Linked DNA regions of Homo sapiens: region 1 is linked to region 2. Evidence: chromatin loops called from intact Hi-C (ENCODE). Cell type or tissue: endothelial cell of umbilical vein. All regions are shown on one strand. Links, peaks and the distances in the headings refer to the core of each region. The heading gives the core; the rest is flanking DNA. Region 1 overlaps SCGB2B2 (secretoglobin family 2B member 2). Region 2 holds the start of LOC105372374 (a long non-coding RNA gene).

Region 1 (8,247 bases), core at 1-8,000, 110 kb before region 2:
TGTGAGCAGCAGGGGAAGCTCCACCCAGGGCCCTAGTGAGTATGGGTGTGGGGGGAGGGGCACGTGGGTGGCCCGGGTCAGTGTCAGGGTGGGCTCCCCCCATCCCACCTTCCCGTTACAGGAGGAGGGTCTCCAGGTTCTTGCTGTTTTGAACAAAGAATTGGGGAAAACGCACAAACAAAGCAAAGAAAGAATTAAGCAACAAAAGCAGAGACTTAACTGAAAGTGAAAGTACACTCCAAACCGGGAGCAGGCCCAAGCATAAGGGCTCAAGAGCCCATTTAGAATTTCCTGGGGTCTAAATACCCTCTAGAGGCTTCCCATTGGTTACTTGGTGTACACCCTATGTAAATAAAGTAGTGGCCCGCAATCAGCCCCAATTAGCACAGCAGGAGTGGGAGGAGGGGCAGCAGCAGGGCAGGAGCTGGGGAGGGTGGGGCCCCGGGCCCAGGTTCTCCTGGGCCGGACAGGCTGCCTGGGCAGAGATTCGAGGTGCCTGTGGATGGTGTCACTTCAGTACCGTGTAGGCACCCTGGTTGTTGATTTCTTCCTGTGGGGAGGGGTGGGAGGCTGAAGGGAGGGGTCTTCTGGGAAGGAGGGATAGGATGGGGTTGACAGCAGAGGTTGAGTATCAGAGGGCGGAGACCCAGCGCCCTGAGGTCTTTTCCCTGGGCAGCTGCCCGTCTGCAGGGACATTGCTTGGTGAGAGGTGGGGAAGTGTTTGGGTGGAGAGAGAGGCTCTCAGGGAACAGAGTCCCTGATCTCAAAGGAGGTCAAGGGCTGTGAGGAGGCGCTGGTGGCCGGGCCTGCTGCATGACGGCCTGTCCCTCCTCGGGGGTCGTGGTGTTGGTCACCATGTCCTTGAGTTTGGAGGGTGTGTTTCTTTCCAGCTCCGTGGGATGATATCTGTTGACAGAATCCATGTAGGTGTCCTTGTCCTCGGTCAGAAACTGGTTCATGACGGTCACGAGCTGCGGGCATAGTTTCTTGGGATCTGCAGGGAGAGTAGGAGCACGTGAGCAGGGAGGGGTGGGTACCCCAGGGCTGCAGCGCAGCCCAGGGTCTCCTGGCAGGGCCTACCCACGAGCAACAGCAGCAGCAGGAGGCCCAGCAACGCCAGGGCTCAGGTGGGCGCCATGCAGTGCGGGGTCAGGGCCGACTAGGGTGTGGGTTACACTTGGGGTGGTGCGGAATCCTCTCCCTCTGGCATTTGGGGAGATGGGGTCTTTAAACTCAGGGTCCTGGGGGCAGGCCCGGTGGGCGTGGCTTGGCTGGGACCTGGAGAGTCGGGGAGAGGTGGAGTTTCTGGTGGCCCAGTGGGCGCAGCAGGTGGCATCTGCCAGGTACCCGCCCCCTTCCTGTCCGGTGGTGCAGGATCTAGGTGGCTGTGCACTGCAGGCATCCATGTGCACTGGGACCCGCAGGTGGCCCAGTGGCCTGTCACATTGTATGTGGGGCGAGAGGCTTGGGTGCACATGTGTGAGAATGGGATTGTGTGTGTGTGAGTAGAATGCGCTGTCGGGAGTGTGTGGGGTGTTTGGTACCTGAGGTTGGGGTGTGTGACTGTGTGGGACAAGCGTCTGTGATTATCTGAATATGCGGGTGTGATTGTGGCTGGGACCGGCCTTGTGGCTGCCTCTGCCCTCCTTGTCTGAGAGAGACAGGGAGACATTGAGAAAGCCTGGTGTGGGGACCCTGTGGGACAGGGACAGGGGACCCCTCTGCACTTTGTACAATCTGGGGACCCTCCCCAAGGGGAAAAGCCAGCTACAGTGGAAAAGCACTGGCTGAGTGGGCTTCGTCCTGGGGAGAGAGGCTGGGAGACTGCAGCTGAAAGGTGTGGGCTCCAGGAGGGCCGCAGGGGGCTGAGCATCAGGGTCAGGGAACAGAGGACCTGGGAGCAGAGGGCCGCCCTCCCTCCATCTTCCTTCCTTCTCTGGACCCCAGAGCACTGTGTCCCCTTCCCACTTGCACAGCTACAGGTGGAGCCAGCTGGGGGGCTTTCTAGAGGGAGTGGGGTCCTCTGAGGGCCAAGAGGGCCAGGTCCCTGAGGACCTGAGGCCCCTCTGGGCCTCCCAGGGCTGGGCCTGTGGCTCTGACCTGCTTTGTCCTGGGAGGGACATGCTCAGTGGTGGGGTTTGTGTAGCTGTCACTCACTCACCTGCCTGTGCCCAGCCACTCACCTCTCACTCCCATCAGCCCCACCCAATACACACGTGGGCCCTCAACTGCCATGAGGGGTAGTTCCTGCCTGTGTCACACACATCCATCCCACCCACCACACTGCAGGTTACAGGACTGCCCCACAAGTGCCACCATGCCCGCATGAGGTCACCTGCATGACATGACCAGATCGTGCACTTTCTGTGCCAGGGCCAGGGCAAGCTTGCACTTTCAGCCTTGGGGACATGGGGGATGGTGGTGGCTGGTGGCCAGGGAGTCACCAGGCTGGAGACATCATCTACCTCCAGGAGAGGGTTGATATCAGACATCTCCCGTGCACCACTTTGAGCCACCTCAGCCTCACTTGGGACTCTGGCTGGCACTGGGACCAGCAGTTCCATGAAGGTTTAGACCATCTCTAGGCTTAGGAAGGGCCTCCCTTGTCATCACTGTGGTCCAGGCTGCACGCCTTGTGACCAAGGGCTCTGGACAACAGATGCAGCCAGCCAGAGTGTGTGGGTGAGGGGCCTGGGCACAGGAGGGACGCAAGGCCTGCACTCTCATGGCCACCATTTCAGAGGGAGGACAGCAATTGTTTGGGTTTGTCCTGTGAGCGGTGGCAGAGAGCAGGGCCCAGGGCAGGTCCAGGGTCAGAAAGGCATCCCGTGCTGCAGCCTTGGGGCCACCAGGTACATGATGGGGCCGGTGTGGGGGCGTCCCCTGTGCCAAACACCTGGGCAGGAGGTGCCCTGGGGTCAGTGGATGGGTCAGGGCATTTGCAGGATTTCTGGTTTCTGTTAGAAATGCATGTCCTGGAGGATGAAGAAAGAGGGGAGGGGGTGGTTGGGAGGGAGATACAGCTCCCGCTGCTTCCTGGCCTCTAAGTGGGGGTGATGGGTGGGTGAGTGGCAGAGGGGTCAGCGGGAGCTGCAAGGCTGAGCCAGGGAAAGGGAGGCAGCAGGGATGCAGGCCTTGCCTGAGGCTGACTCAGGGCTAGGGCTTCTCAGTGGCCGGGGCCCTAGAGCTTCCGGACAAGGAGTTTGCTGGAACAGTGACACAGCACACAACACAGCACAACTGGACACAACACAACCTGGCACAGCAGAGCACCATGCAGTGCACTGGGCTGCAGTAGAGCGTGGAGTGGGGTCTGTGGGACCCAGGGAGTCATGGAGCAAACTGACCTGAGCCACGTCCCTCAGCCAAGGCACAGGCACCTGGCCTTGAGCCACCTACTTGCTTGTGACACCCTCATGCCCTGGTGTCCCTGGGCAGGGCTGGGGCTGCTGTCCAAGGTGAGGTCTGACTAATCCCCTGCCTCTAACCCCCAGTTTTGGGAACTTGAGCATCTTCTAAGGGACCCAGTGGTGCTGTTGGGATTTCTGGGCACCTGGCCACACTGGCTCCCACTGTAGTCTGGCCTTGGGGCCTGCATGGCCTCTGCTTATTGAGCCCTGTCGTTCTCTGCCAGGGACCGTTGGCCCTGTGGCCAGGCTGGCTCCTGGAGAATGGCCTGTCCCCAAAGCCTCCCAGCTCAACTGCTTTGCTTTTCTCCCGCACTGGGAGGTGGGAGCCAGGTTGACACTAGGGGAGGAGCTCCCTCAACTGTGGGTTCACCTTAGGGTTGTGGGCAGGGTTTTGGGAGATGAGACTTTCTGGATAGGGGCTGGAGGTCAACAGCGTGCTGAGTGGGGAGTAGTCCCTTAGCAGAGGTGTCCCATGGGGGAGGGGTGGGGTGGGCGGGGAGGACAACCCGGCTGTGGAGGAGCTGGGGCAGGCAGGTTACACGGGTGCAGCTCACACTCCCTCCTTCTCCCCATTGTCTCTTCCCCCCAGTCCTCTCCTGTCTCTTCCTCCCTGCCCTGTTCTTTCTCTCTTTCCCCTCTGCATCTCCATCTTCTTGTCTCTTTTTCTTTATTCATTTATCCTCCCCTTCACTTTCCCTTTCTCCCTTTCCCTCCTCCCATGGCCTCTCATCTTTCTATTGTGACATATGACACAAATACAGACTAGGACACACCATATAAACTGTATCTTAAGTGATGTCTGTGATGCAAACCTCACAATACCCCTGCAGTTGAAGAAAGGTCATGGTGAGCTCCTCCCGGCACCAGCCTCACTGCCTAGAGTTGACCCCTGTCCTGACTTTGTGGTTTTCTGTTATTTTAGTGGATGGTTTTGCTACCTGAACATCTGCACATACAGTAAACATTAATTTTGGCTTTTTATAATTTTTATGGCCGTAGTCATCGTGTGTGTTCTCCTGTATCTTACTTTTTTGTTCAACATTGCTGTTGCTATCAATCCACATTGCTGTCTTTATGGTTTAAAAAATCTGCCATTGTGTACTGATTCTATTATCATGAACAACACTATAGGGAGCTTTTATGTGTGGATGTCCTGGCACACATTTACATTCACATTTGTTAGGGTTTGTGCCCATGTGTGGAATTTTAGGTGATAAGATATTCATATTCTTGACTGTTCTAGGAAACAGGAAACCTTTGAAGCAGTTGTACAATGCACACCCCCAGCCACACTGTAGTATTTCCTACTGCTCTAGATCGCCACAAGGTGGCATTGTCAGTGTCGTGTGAACCATCTGGTAGGCAGGTGTCAGGGGCGTCGGCATCTCATTGGGTTTCCATTTGCATTTTGTGGTGTAATGAGGTTGAGGCCTCTTCATATGTTTATCAGTCATTTAGTGAAATGTGAGTAGAAGGCTTTTTCCGCACTTTTATTGTTTTTTTTTGTTTGTTTGTTTGTTTGTTTGTTTTTTTGGAGACAGGGTCTCTCTCAGCCGCCCAGGCTAAAGTACAGTGGCATGATCTCGGTTCACTGCAGCCTCAACCTCCTGAGCTCAAGCGATCCTCCTGTTTCAGCCTCCTGAGTAGCTGGAACTACAGGCACATACCACTGTGCCTGGCTAATTTTTGTATTTTCAGTAGAGACGGATTTCACCATGTTGCCCAGGCTGGTCTTGAACTCCTGTGCCTTGGCCTCCCAATGTGCTAAAGGAGTTCTTTATATTTTCTTGATAAGAGCCCTTGTTTGGTTATTTGTGGGAAATGTGTTCCCCAACACTGTGGATCAGCTTTGTATTTTCCTTATGGTTTTTAATGAGCAGAAGTTTAAAGTTTAATATAATTAAATTTATCAATGTTATACTTTATGCTTCATGTTGTGTGTGTGTGTGTGTGTGTGTGTTGTTTAAAAAACATTTTTATCTCTTTATTGTTATTTTTAATATGGTTTTATTCCTTTGGAAAAAAGATTCTCATGTCATGGTCATAAAGATATTCTTCTACATAAAGATTTGTAAAGTCTTTATTGTTTTGGATTGCCCATTGAGGTCTCTAAAGTACATGGAATGGACTTTTACGTGAAGTGTGGGTAAGAACTCCCTTTCTTTTTAATTATATAGATTCCCTGCTGTCCCAGTTTAGGACAGGGTTGTGTAATCTTTTGGCTTCCACGGGCCACACTGAAAGAAGAAGAATTGTTTTGGGTCACACATAAAATACACTAACATGGCCCGGCGCGGTGGCTCACACCTGTAATCCCAGCACTTTGGGAGGCCAAGGCAGGTGGATTACGAGATCAAGAGATTAAGACCATTCTGGCCAACATGGTGAAAGCTCCTCTCCACTAAAAATACAAAAAAATTAGCTTGGAGTGGTGGCACACACATGTAGTCCTAGCTACTTGGGAGGCTGAGGCAGGAGAATTGCTTGAACCTGGGAGGCAGAGGTTACGATGAGCCGAGATCAGGCCACTGCACTCCAGCCTGGTGACAGAGCAAGACTCCATCTCAAAAAAATTAAATTAAATTAAAAAAAAATACACTAACACTAACAATAGCTAATGAGCTAAAAAAAAAAATCACAGAAAAACTCATAATGTTTTTAAAAAGTTTACAAATTTGTGTTGGGCCACATTCAAAGCTGTCCTGGGCTGCATGGGGCCTGCAGGCCGCAGGTTGGACAAGCTTGGTTTAAGAGAAGATGGCCCTTATTCCATTATTCTCAGTGTCCCTTTTGTCAACAACCAAGTGCCCCATAGAGGGACATAGTTTGCTTCTGGGTTCCCTATTTCATGTCGCTGGTCTCTTTGTCTGTCTCTATGCCAGTGTGGCACTGCGTTGAGTACACACTAAAGCTTTACTTAGTTCTTGACTCTGGCAGAGGGAGTCCTTCTACTTTGGCCTTGTTCCTAGAATGTCTTTGCTGGTTTTGGCCCTCTACAGTGCCAGATGTTTAGAAACAGCTTTTTGAATTCAATTTGGAGAGAACTGAAATTTTGATAATATTGAATATTCCTCTCCATAACACTGGTACATGTTGCCATTTATTTTGGTCTCCCTTATTTTATCACAATAATTTTTTACATATGTATTTCTTTTTTTTAATGTCATTGCACGTTTATTTATTTATTTTTTTATTATACTTTGAGTTCTAGGGTACATGTGCATAACATGCAGGTTTGTTACATAGGTATACATGTGCCATGTTGGTTTACTGCACCCATCAACTCATCGCCTACATTAAGTATTTCTCCTAATGGTATCCCTACCCCAGCCCCCCACCCCCGACAGGCCCCGACATGTGATATTCCCTGCCCTGTGTCCATGTGTTCTCATTGTTCAACTCCCACCTATGAGTGAGAATATGTGGTGTTTGGCTTTCTGTCCTTGTGATAATTTGCTGAGAATGATGGTTTCCAGCTTCATCCATGTCCCTGCAAAGGACATGCACTCATCCATTCTTATGGCTGCATAGTATTCCATGGTGTATATGTGCCACATTTTCTTAATCCATTCTATCATTGATGGACATTTGGGTTGGTTCCAAGTCTTTGCTATTGTGAATAGTGCTGCAATAAACATATGTGTACATGTGTCTTTATAGTAGAGTGATTTATAATTCTTTGGGTATATACCCAGTAAAGGGATCGCTGGGTCAAATGGTATTTCTAGTTCTAGATCCTTGAGGAATCGCCACACTGTCTTCCACAATGGTTGAACTAATTTACTCTTCAACCAACAATGTAAAAGCATTCCTATTTCTCCACATCCTCTCCAACATCTGTTGTTTCCTGATTTTTAATGATCGCCATTCTAACTGGTATCTCACTGTGGTTTTGATTTGCATTTCTCTGATGACCAGTGATGATGAGCATTTTTTCATATATCTGTTGGCTGCATAAATGTCTTCTTTTGAGAAGTGTCTGGTCATATCCTTTGCCCACTTTTTGATGGGGTTGTTTGCTTTTTTCTTGTAAATTTGTTTAAGTTCTTTGTAGATTCTGGATATTAGCCCTTTGTCAGATGGGTAGATTACGAAAATTTTCTCCAATTCTGTAGGTTGCTTGTTCACTCTGATGATAGTTTCTTTTGCTGTGCAGAAGCTCTTTAGTTCAATTAGATCCCATTTGTCTATTTTGGCTTTTGTTGCCATTGCTTTTGGTGTTTCAGTCATAAAGTCTTTGCCCATGCCTAGGTCCTGAATGGTATTGCCTAGGTTTTCTTCTAGGGTTTTTATGGTGTTAGGTCTTACATTTAAGTCTTTAATCCATCTTGAGTTAATTTTTGTATAAGGTGTAAGGAAGGGATCCAGTTTGAGCTTTCTACATATGGCTAGCCAGTTTTCCCAGCACCATTTATTAAATAGGGAATCCTTTCCCTGTTGCTTGTTTTTGTCAGGTTTGTCAAAGATCAGATGGTTGTAGACATGTGGTGTTATTTCTGAGGGCTCTGTTCTGTTCCATTGGTCTATATATCTGTTTTGCTACCAGTACCATGCTATTTTGGTTACTGTAGCATTGTAGTATAAAGTCAGGTAGCATGATGCCTCCATCTTTGTTCTTTTTATTTAGGATTTTCCTGGCTATGCAGGCTCTTTTTTTGTTCCATATGAACTTTAAAGTAGTTTTTTCCAATTCTGTGAAGAAAGTCATTGGTAGTTTGATGGGGATAGCATTGAATCTATAAATTACCTTGGGCAGTATGGCCATTTTCACGATATTGATTCTTCCTACCCATGAGCATGGAATGTTCTTCCATTTGTTTGTGTCCTCTTTTATTTC
Region 2 (8,400 bases), core at 290-8,289:
TGGCATGAGTGTCTAGACAACTGGTTCTGGTCATTTAGCCAGAGAAACATAAAAGACCTTGCTTGGAACTTTTGCTCTGAGCTCTTCCAAAGCCAAGATTGATTGAACAGATCTTGTTGGCTCAATCAAGAAATGAAGCATGTCGTGTGTGAATATGAATTTTTGGGGTATCCTTCCTGGAGAACTTGAGAATATAAGTAAATATTAATAGAATTGATTATAAGCCATTTAATAAATTAAGAATGAGCCTGATTTCTGCCTCAGACCATGATCTAATGAAATGACCAGAATTTTTTCTTGCTTTCAACAAGAAGAAAACCAGATGCAATATATGAAAACAGTAACACAATTTTCAAGCATTGGACAAGAGGCAATGAAGGACTGGGATCTCAAGGAAGAAGATACAAAGTATGTGTGTGATAGCTAACCTTGTTTTAACCTGAATTGACTCTCCCTTAGCTGAGAGAGCCAGACAGACCCCATCTTGGCTCCTACACTTACAGCCCCTTACCCACCCCTTCCTCAAGGACTTAACTTATGCAAGCTGACTCCCAGCACGTCCAAGGATGCAATTAGCTGATAAAATACTGTGGCAAGCTATATCCACAGTTCCTAGGAATTCATCTGGTTGATAACACCCAAAGCCCCGCGTCTATCACCTTGTGAAAGATTTAAAGCCCTGCACCTGAAACTGTTTGCTTTCCTATAACCATTTATTCTTTTAACTTTTTTGCCTGCTTTACTTCTGTAAGGTTGTTTTCACTAGACTGCCTCCCTCCCCTTTCTAAACCAAAGTATAAAAGAAAATCTGGCCCCTTCTTCGGGGCTGAGAGAATTTTGAGCACTAGCCGTCTCTCGGTCACCAGCTAATAAAGGACTCCTGAATTCGTCTCAGAGTGTGGCATTTCTCTGTACCTAGCTCAGTTACAACATTTGGAGGCCCCAGCAAGATTTTTTTGTCACCGGGTGAGAGCCAGACTCATTCCAGGCTCCCCTGGACAGACAGCAGACTTATAGGGGAGGCACCACCAGAAGACGTTCCAGGGCCCCATAAGACCCTATCTTCCAGACGGGAATGGATCGACCACTGGTGTGTGCCCACAAAAATTCAACTCCTGAGTCCTCAGTTTCTGGTCCTGGGAAAGTAAGTCAGATCTGACTCTGTTTCTCTGGGAGGGAAACGGCTCTGACAAGGCCCTCCCTTTTTGACTCTGCCCACATTCCAGGACGCTGGAGGACAGAGTCCTGGTTTTCTGTTAGGCACCTCTGTGTCTCTCTGGGAGGGAAGCAGCCCTGACGATGGCCCTCCCTTGACTCTGCCCATGTTCCAGGACACTGGAGGACAGAGTCCTGGTTTTCTGTTAGGCCTCTCTGTTAAGACTAGTCTCTATCTCTCTCTCTCTTTCTCTCTCTCTCTCTCCCTCCCTCCCTCTTTCTCTATCTCTTCTCCTTCTCTCGTTCAGGTCTCCCGGAGACCTCTGTTTTGGAAAGGGAATAAGAAAACTGTTATAAACTCTGTGTGAATGAGTGCGTGAATGTGGAGTTCAAGGGCTTGCACTTGAATTTCCAGTATGTAGCTCCACGGTGAAAGCTACGGAGTTTGAATGGGCCCTCACCTGCAGTTCCGTGGTGACCTCTTAAGGCTTAAGGCAGCATCAGGCATAGCTCGATCCAAGCCAGGGGTTTATACCAGCCTGCCAATGCTAAGAGGAGCCTAAGTCCCCTCAGGGAGAGTGGCCAGATGGGCATCTGACTGATCCCATCACGGGCCCCCCTTCCTTTGTCTGTCTATTAAAAAATTGTCATAATTGTTTGTATGCCCCAGGGTCTATTGTCTTGTTTGGTAAAATTTCATATGTCAGGTCATCAATACTGCCCTAGACAACTGGGTAAGAACTTCTTCAAGGTCCTCAGTACTGATTTTCTATCACAGGAGGTCAAATTTCTCATCAATCATTTGGGTTGGCCATCCCAGTCCTGCCTTTTCTGTCAGAAACAAATCAGGTGTTGTTATGGGAAAGAGTGTGGGATTTCTGGCACCTTAAAGGTTGCTGGCATTTAGATTGCCATACCCCATGCCCAATTGACTGGACCACCTCCACATTAGACCGGTGGTGGATTCAAAATAGCCACCCCACAGACCTCCTTGCTCATCTTTTCTGTCATCCCATAACTTTTCCCGTGCCCATGGATAAGGCACTGTGCAGAGAAACCTACGCCCATACTGCTGTACTCTGTCCAGAGGTCTCAGGCGTGTCTCTTTGGGCTGTCAGGCCCAGGGGCGAGGCACGCCTCCACCAGTTTACAAAAGAAACAGCCTCCTTCCCCCATGGCAGGGGCTCCCTGACCTGTGGGCAAGGACTGGAGGGTGACGACGCCGGATCCCCTCCCCCGGCACCCCCTCCCCCGGGACCCCCTCAGGTGCCCGGCTCCTTTGCCTTCAGTTGTCAAAGCCCCTGACTTCCCAGAGCACCAGCGCATCCGCACCCAGCTCAGAATGCAAGGGCCCAGCCTGCTGCAGTGAACTTGGTCCCAGGCCAGGCTTCTGAGCTGGGCTTGCAGCGTCTGACAGGGCCTGGAGGCAGGGCGGGGGACCGCAGAGTGGCCCTGGTGACCCAGAGCTGCCCGGCATGGCTCCTCCTAGCCTGGAAAAATCCAAGTGGCCCCTTTTCCTCCTCATTCCCATCCTTTACCCTGCACATCTCATTTTCCTGTGTTGCAGCAAATCCAGTGTCTCCAAGACTTGGTTCTGTCCTCCCTTTTTCAACCCTTAAAAGAAAAGGCCAAGTTTGAACTTTTTGCCTTCAAGTCATGGAGACACCAAAGATATTTAGGCTATAGGACAAAAAGGAGGGGATCACGTAGGTCCCACTGGCCTCAGACCTGCCTCTTGTCCTCCCCCTAGATCTCAAAGCTTAAACAGACCGTCCTTATGTGGCAAGAAGTGTTGACTATGGTTGTTTTCCTTCTTCTTCTGGTTATAATACTTCTGTTCTTCTGATACTGCAGCCCCCCAGGTCTTGAATTTCTCTGTCTGTGCTGGGTTTAATATTTCTGCTGAAACCTTTTTAAATTGCCTCCAGAATGGGAAACTCTTCTTCCCAGCCTCATAAAGATTGGAGCCCTCTCCAATGTATGTTACAAAATTTCTCCCTAGGCTTCTCAGAGAATTATGGGGTCCACCTTAAAAAAGGCAAACTCCAGATACTCTGTGAAGTAGAATGACCACAGTTTGGAACCGTGTGGCCCCCAGAAGGGTCACTGAATCTCACAGCTCTTCAGGCTGTGTGGCGGGTCGTTGCTGGAACTCCCGGTCACCCCGATCCGTTTCCCTACATTGATCAATGGCTGAGATTGGTCCGGAGCCCTCCCCCTTGGCTCCGCTCATGTGCCATTCATAATCTTACCTCCAAGGTCATTTTAAGCGAGACCACACACTTTTGTCCGGATCCTCAGCTCCCTTGGCTCCTCCTGTATTGCCTCCCTCTGAAGAAGAGGAAAGTTTTCCTCACACAGTTCTGCCACCTTATAACCCTCCTGCTCCCCCAGAATCTCCCCTTGCCTCCTCAACTACATCTCCTGTGGCGTCCCCATCTATTGCCTCCTGATTGTGGCCATGGCAGGAGGAGGTAGCCCCCCTCCTCCCACTGAGAGAGGCACAAATCCCTCCGGGTGATGAGCGCTCAGCTCCATTCTTAGTTTACGTCCCTTTCTCTACTTCTGACCTGTACAACTGGAAGGCTCATAATCCCCCCTTCTTTGAAAAACCCCAGGTTCTGACCTCACTGATGGAGTCCATGCTCCAGACTCACCGGCCCACCTGGGATGATTGTCAGCAACGCCTTTTAACCCTCTTCATCTCTGAAGAGAGGAATTGTATCCGAAGAGAAGCCAGAAAGTATTTCCTTACATCAGCTGATAGACCAGAGGGGGAAGCCCAAAACCTCGTTAAGGAGGTTTTTCCCTCTACCCGGCCTAATTGGGATCCTAACTCCTCGGGTGGGAGGAGGGCTTTAGATGATTTTCACCGGTATCTCCTTGTGGGCCTCAAGGGAGCCGCTCAAAAACCCATAAATCTGTCTGAGACAACTGAAGTTGTCCAGGGGCCTGATGAACCTGGAACACTTTTAGAAAGTCTCCAGGAGGCCTATCAAACTTACACCCCTTTTGACCCGGCAGCTCCCAAGAATAGCCGTGCTATTAATTTGGTGTTTGTGGCTCAGGCAGCTACTGATAGTAAAAGAAAATTACAAAAGCCGGAGGGATTTGCTGGAATGAACAATAGCCAGCTTTTAGAAGTAGCCCAGAAAGTTTTTGACAATCGAGAGTCTGAAAAACGAAAACAGGCAGCTGAGGCAGCTGAAAAAGCTGCTGATAAAGCATCCAAAAGACAAGCAAAAATCTTAGTGGTGGCCATCCAGGAAGCCAAAAAGTAAGGGCCCCCATCACAGAGGAATAGCCAGGGAACCCCGGGTCCCAGCCAAAAGGGCAAGAAAGGTGAGCGGGCTCCCCTGGAGAAAAACCAATGTGCTTATTGCAAGCAGATAGGACACTGGAAGAAGGAATGCCCATTAAAGCCAGAGCAAAAACCAGAAAAGAAAAAGGTCCTCACCCTCCCCACAGCGGAGGAGTCTGATGACTGATGGGACTGGGGCTCCCTTTCACTTGGCCCCCAGGAGCCCATGGTGACCGCTACAGTGGGGGGCCAGCATGTATACTTCCTAATAGATACTGAGGTGGAACACTCAGTACTGCAGACACCCTTAGGCAGTGTCTCTAATAAAAGAGTAGCTGTACAAGGGGCAACAGGAGCTATTCAGGAATATCCTGTCACCCACTCATGATAAGTGAGTTTAGGAAAGAAAAGAGTAACTCACTCATTTCTTGTAGTCCCAGAGTGCCCCCTTCCCCTTCTCAGATGAGACCTGCTCCATAAGTTACAGGCTTCTATCTCTCAGCCCAGCAGGCTCACTTCACGTTAGGGGACACAACGCCCCCTACTGCCCAACTCCTGCTAACTACCCCTCTGTCAGAGGAATATCTTTTGGTTTCACCATCACAACCATTGGAGAATAAAACAAATTCTCTCCTCCTATTAGACCTACAGACTGTTTCCTCGAGTCTGGGCTGAGTCAAACCCCCTGGGATAAGCAAAGCATCATCTGCCAGTAGTTGTAGAACTTCTGGCCACTGCCCTGCCAGTCCAGATAAAACAGTATCCTATGAGTCAGCAGGCTAGAGAGGGGATAAATCTCCATATTCAGTGACTGCTACAAGCTGGCATACTCACACCATGTCAATCCACCTGGAATACTCCATTTTTGCCGGTCCAGAAACCTGGAACAAATGATTACCAGCCTGTGCAGGACTTGAGGGAGGTTAACAAGTGGACAGTTACCATCCATCCAACTGTCCACAATGCTTATACTTTACTCAGCCTGCTCCCACCAGAACATACAGTATACACTGTCCTTGACTTAAAGGATGCCTTCTTTGCTATTCCTCTGGCCCCCAAAAGCCAACCTATCTTTGCTTTTGAATGGACAGATCCTGGCTCAGGAGATACCACCCAATTAACTTGGACTCAGTTACCTCAAGGCTTTAAAAATTCCCCCATCCTTTTTGGGGAAGCCCTCCAACAGGATCTTATACCATTCTGAGCCAGTCACCCCAATTGTACTATTCTTCAGTATGTAGATGACTTATTGGCTACTGAAACTACTGACAGCTGCCTGCAACATACTAGGGACCTACTTTACCTCCTTCAGGTGCTCAGGTATTGGATCTCGGCCAAAAAGGCCCAGCTTTGTCTTCTTAGAGTGTCCTACCTAAGGTACAAGATAAAGAAAGGAAAAAGGGCACTCACCAGTGTGAAGCCATCCTGTGAATCCCCACTCCCACCACCAAGAGACAGACCTTACTATACCTGTCCATGACTGCCAAGAACCGTTGGAGACTACGGAATCTGGCCGACCTGATCTCCAAGAGGTATCTTTAAAGGAGGCAGAAGCCACCGTGTTTAGAGATGGTAGCAGCTTCCTTGAGCAGGGAGTTCAAAAGGCTGGTGCTGCCATCACTACAGAGATGGATATACTGTAGGCCCAAGCACTGCCAGCAGGTGGCTGTAATTCACTGCAAAGGACATCAAAAAGAAGACATGGCCATTGCCCATGGTAACCAAAAAGCAGACTCTACAGCCTAGGAGGCAGCTCGTCTCCCTGTTGCACCTCTGACCCTGCTGCCTGCAGTGTCCTTTCTGCAACCTGACTTGCCAGATCACCCAAAATATTCCCCAGAGGAGGAAAAACAGGCTTCGGATCTTCAGGCCAGTAAAAATCAGGAAGTCTCTCCAACAGGTACAAGACATCATCCAGCCGCTTGTCCGGGGAGCTCACCCCAATCCAGTTCCTGACTAGACGGGGCCCTACCACTCTTTCCAGCCGGGTGACCTCATGTACATTAAAAAGTTCCAGAAAGGACTCATTCCTGCCTGAAAAGGACCTCATACTGTCATCCTCACCACACCAACGGCTCTGAAAGTAGATGGCATTCCAGCTTGGATTCATCAATCTCACATCAAAAAGGACAACAGAGCCCAACAAGAAACATGGGTCCCCAAGCCTGGGCCAGGCCCCTTAAAACTGCCCCTAAGTCAAGTGAAGCCATCAGATTAATTCTTTTTATTTACCTCTATTGTTTGTTTCCACCTATTATGCCTTCTGCCCCATCCTACTCTTTCCTCCTCACTTCTTTCACAGCAGGATGTGTGTTTGCAAACACTACTTGGAAGGCAGGAATCTCAAGGAAGTCTCTTTTACAGTTGATTTATGTACTTTGTTCCCAGAGCCTGCCCATACCCATGAAGAACAATGCAATCTGCCAGTCATAGGAGCAGGTATCGTCGACTTTGCTGTGGAATTTGGACACTCCAGAAGCCAGACTGGATGTGGAAACTCCAAAGGTGCAGAAAAAGGACTTCAGAATGTTGACTTTTACCTCTGTCCTGGAAATCACCCTAACTCTAGTTGTCAAGATTCTTACCAGTTTTTCTGCCCTGACTGGACATGTGTAACTTTGGCCACCTACTCTGGGGCATCAACTCGATCTTCAACCCTTTCCATAGCTCGTGCTTCCCGTCCTAAGCTGTGTACTAGGAGAAATTGCAATCCTCTCACTATAAACATCCATAATCCTAATTTAGCTCAATGGTATTATGTCATGTCATAGGGATTAAGGCTTTATATCCCGGGATTTGATGTTGGAACTATGTTCACCATCCAAAAAAAATCCTCGTCTCATGGAGCCCTCCTAAGCCAATCAGGCCTTTAACTGATTTAGATGACCTTATGTTCCCAAAACATCCAGACAAGGTTGATTTAACTGTCCCACTGCCATTCCTGGTCCCCAAACCTCACCTGCAATGACAGCACCTCCAACCCAGCCTGATGTCCATTCTAGGTGGGGTACATCACCTCCTCAATCTCACCCAGCCTAAACTAGCCCAAGATTGTTGGTTGTGCCTAAAGGACAAACCCCCATATTATATTGGATTAGGAGTAGAAGCCGCACTTAAAATTGGCTCTCTTTCTTGTTGTACATGCCCCCATGCCCTCCCATTAGGAGATACGTCTGGAAACACTTCTTGTCTAATTAGCACCGGATATAACTTATCTGCTTCTCCCTTTCAGGCTACCTGTAATCAGTCTATGCTTACCTCCTTAAGCACCTCAGTCTCCTACCAGGCACCTAACAATACCTGGTTAGCCTGCACTTCAGGTCTCACTTGCCACATCAATGGAACTAAACCAGGACCTCTCCTGTGTGTGTTGGTTCATGTACTCCCCCAGGTCTACGTGTATAGTGGGCCAGAAGGATAACTTCTTATTGCTCCCCCTGAATTACATCCCAGGTTTTGCCGAGCCACCCCACTCCTTGTACCCCTCCTGGCTGGCCTTAGCATAGCTGGATCAGCAGCCATCAGCATGGCTGCCCTGGTTCAGGGAGAAACTGGACTAATGTCCCTGTCTCAACAAGTAGATGCTGATTTAAGCAATCTCCAATCAGCCATAAATATACTACATACCCAAGTAAAATCTCTAGCTGAAGTAGTTCTTCAAAACCGCCGAGGCTTAGATCTGCTATTTCTCTCCCAAGGAGGGTTATGTGCCACTCTAGGAGAGAGTTGTTGCTTCTGTGCCAATCAGTCTGGAGTCATAAAAGATACTCTCCAAAAAGTTTGAGAAAACCTAGACAGGCACCAGCAAGAACGAGAAAATAACACCCCCTGGTACCAAAGCATGTTTAACTGGAATCCATTGCTAACTACTCTAATCACTGGGTTAGCTGGACCCTTTCTCCCCTATTGTTAGGCTTAGTCTTTGAGCCTTGTATGTTAAATTG

Evidence for each region. Hi-C counts contacts between places; a loop is a spot of excess contacts. Peaks named below come from ENCODE experiments on the same cell type or tissue, not always from the same donor. Only the 100,000 strongest peaks of a DNase experiment are listed, where the experiment ranks them.
Region 1: a loop joins it to region 2, with 4 times the contacts of the local background. A loop is called at or near these places in 4 of 110 quality-filtered maps.

The regions. Positions count from the first base shown.
Region 1 is chr19:34,659,628-34,667,874 of GRCh38, reverse strand. The region is part of intron 1 of SCGB2B2 (secretoglobin family 2B member 2); the gene reads left to right. It also overlaps the pseudogene ZNF807P, the pseudogene SCGB1B2P and the pseudogene SCGB1B3P. Among named protein-coding and RNA genes, the nearest start is that of SCGB2B2, 13 kb to the left of the region's middle. RefSeq lists an enhancer at 3,506-4,006. In endothelial cell of umbilical vein, for the core only: a CTCF peak has its summit at 4,749 (motif pointing right); no DNase peak of the experiment used is centred there.
Region 2 is chr19:34,553,363-34,561,762 of GRCh38, reverse strand. It overlaps LOC105372374 (a long non-coding RNA gene), which reads right to left and starts at 6,269. Exons shown (of 4, transcript XR_935923.3): 1 at 5,917-6,269; 2 at 5,760-5,828; 3 at 5,291-5,337; 4 at 2,779-3,486. It also overlaps the pseudogene ZNF807P. In endothelial cell of umbilical vein, for the core only: CTCF peaks have their summits at 5,026 (motif pointing left) and 6,125 (motif pointing right); no DNase peak of the experiment used is centred there.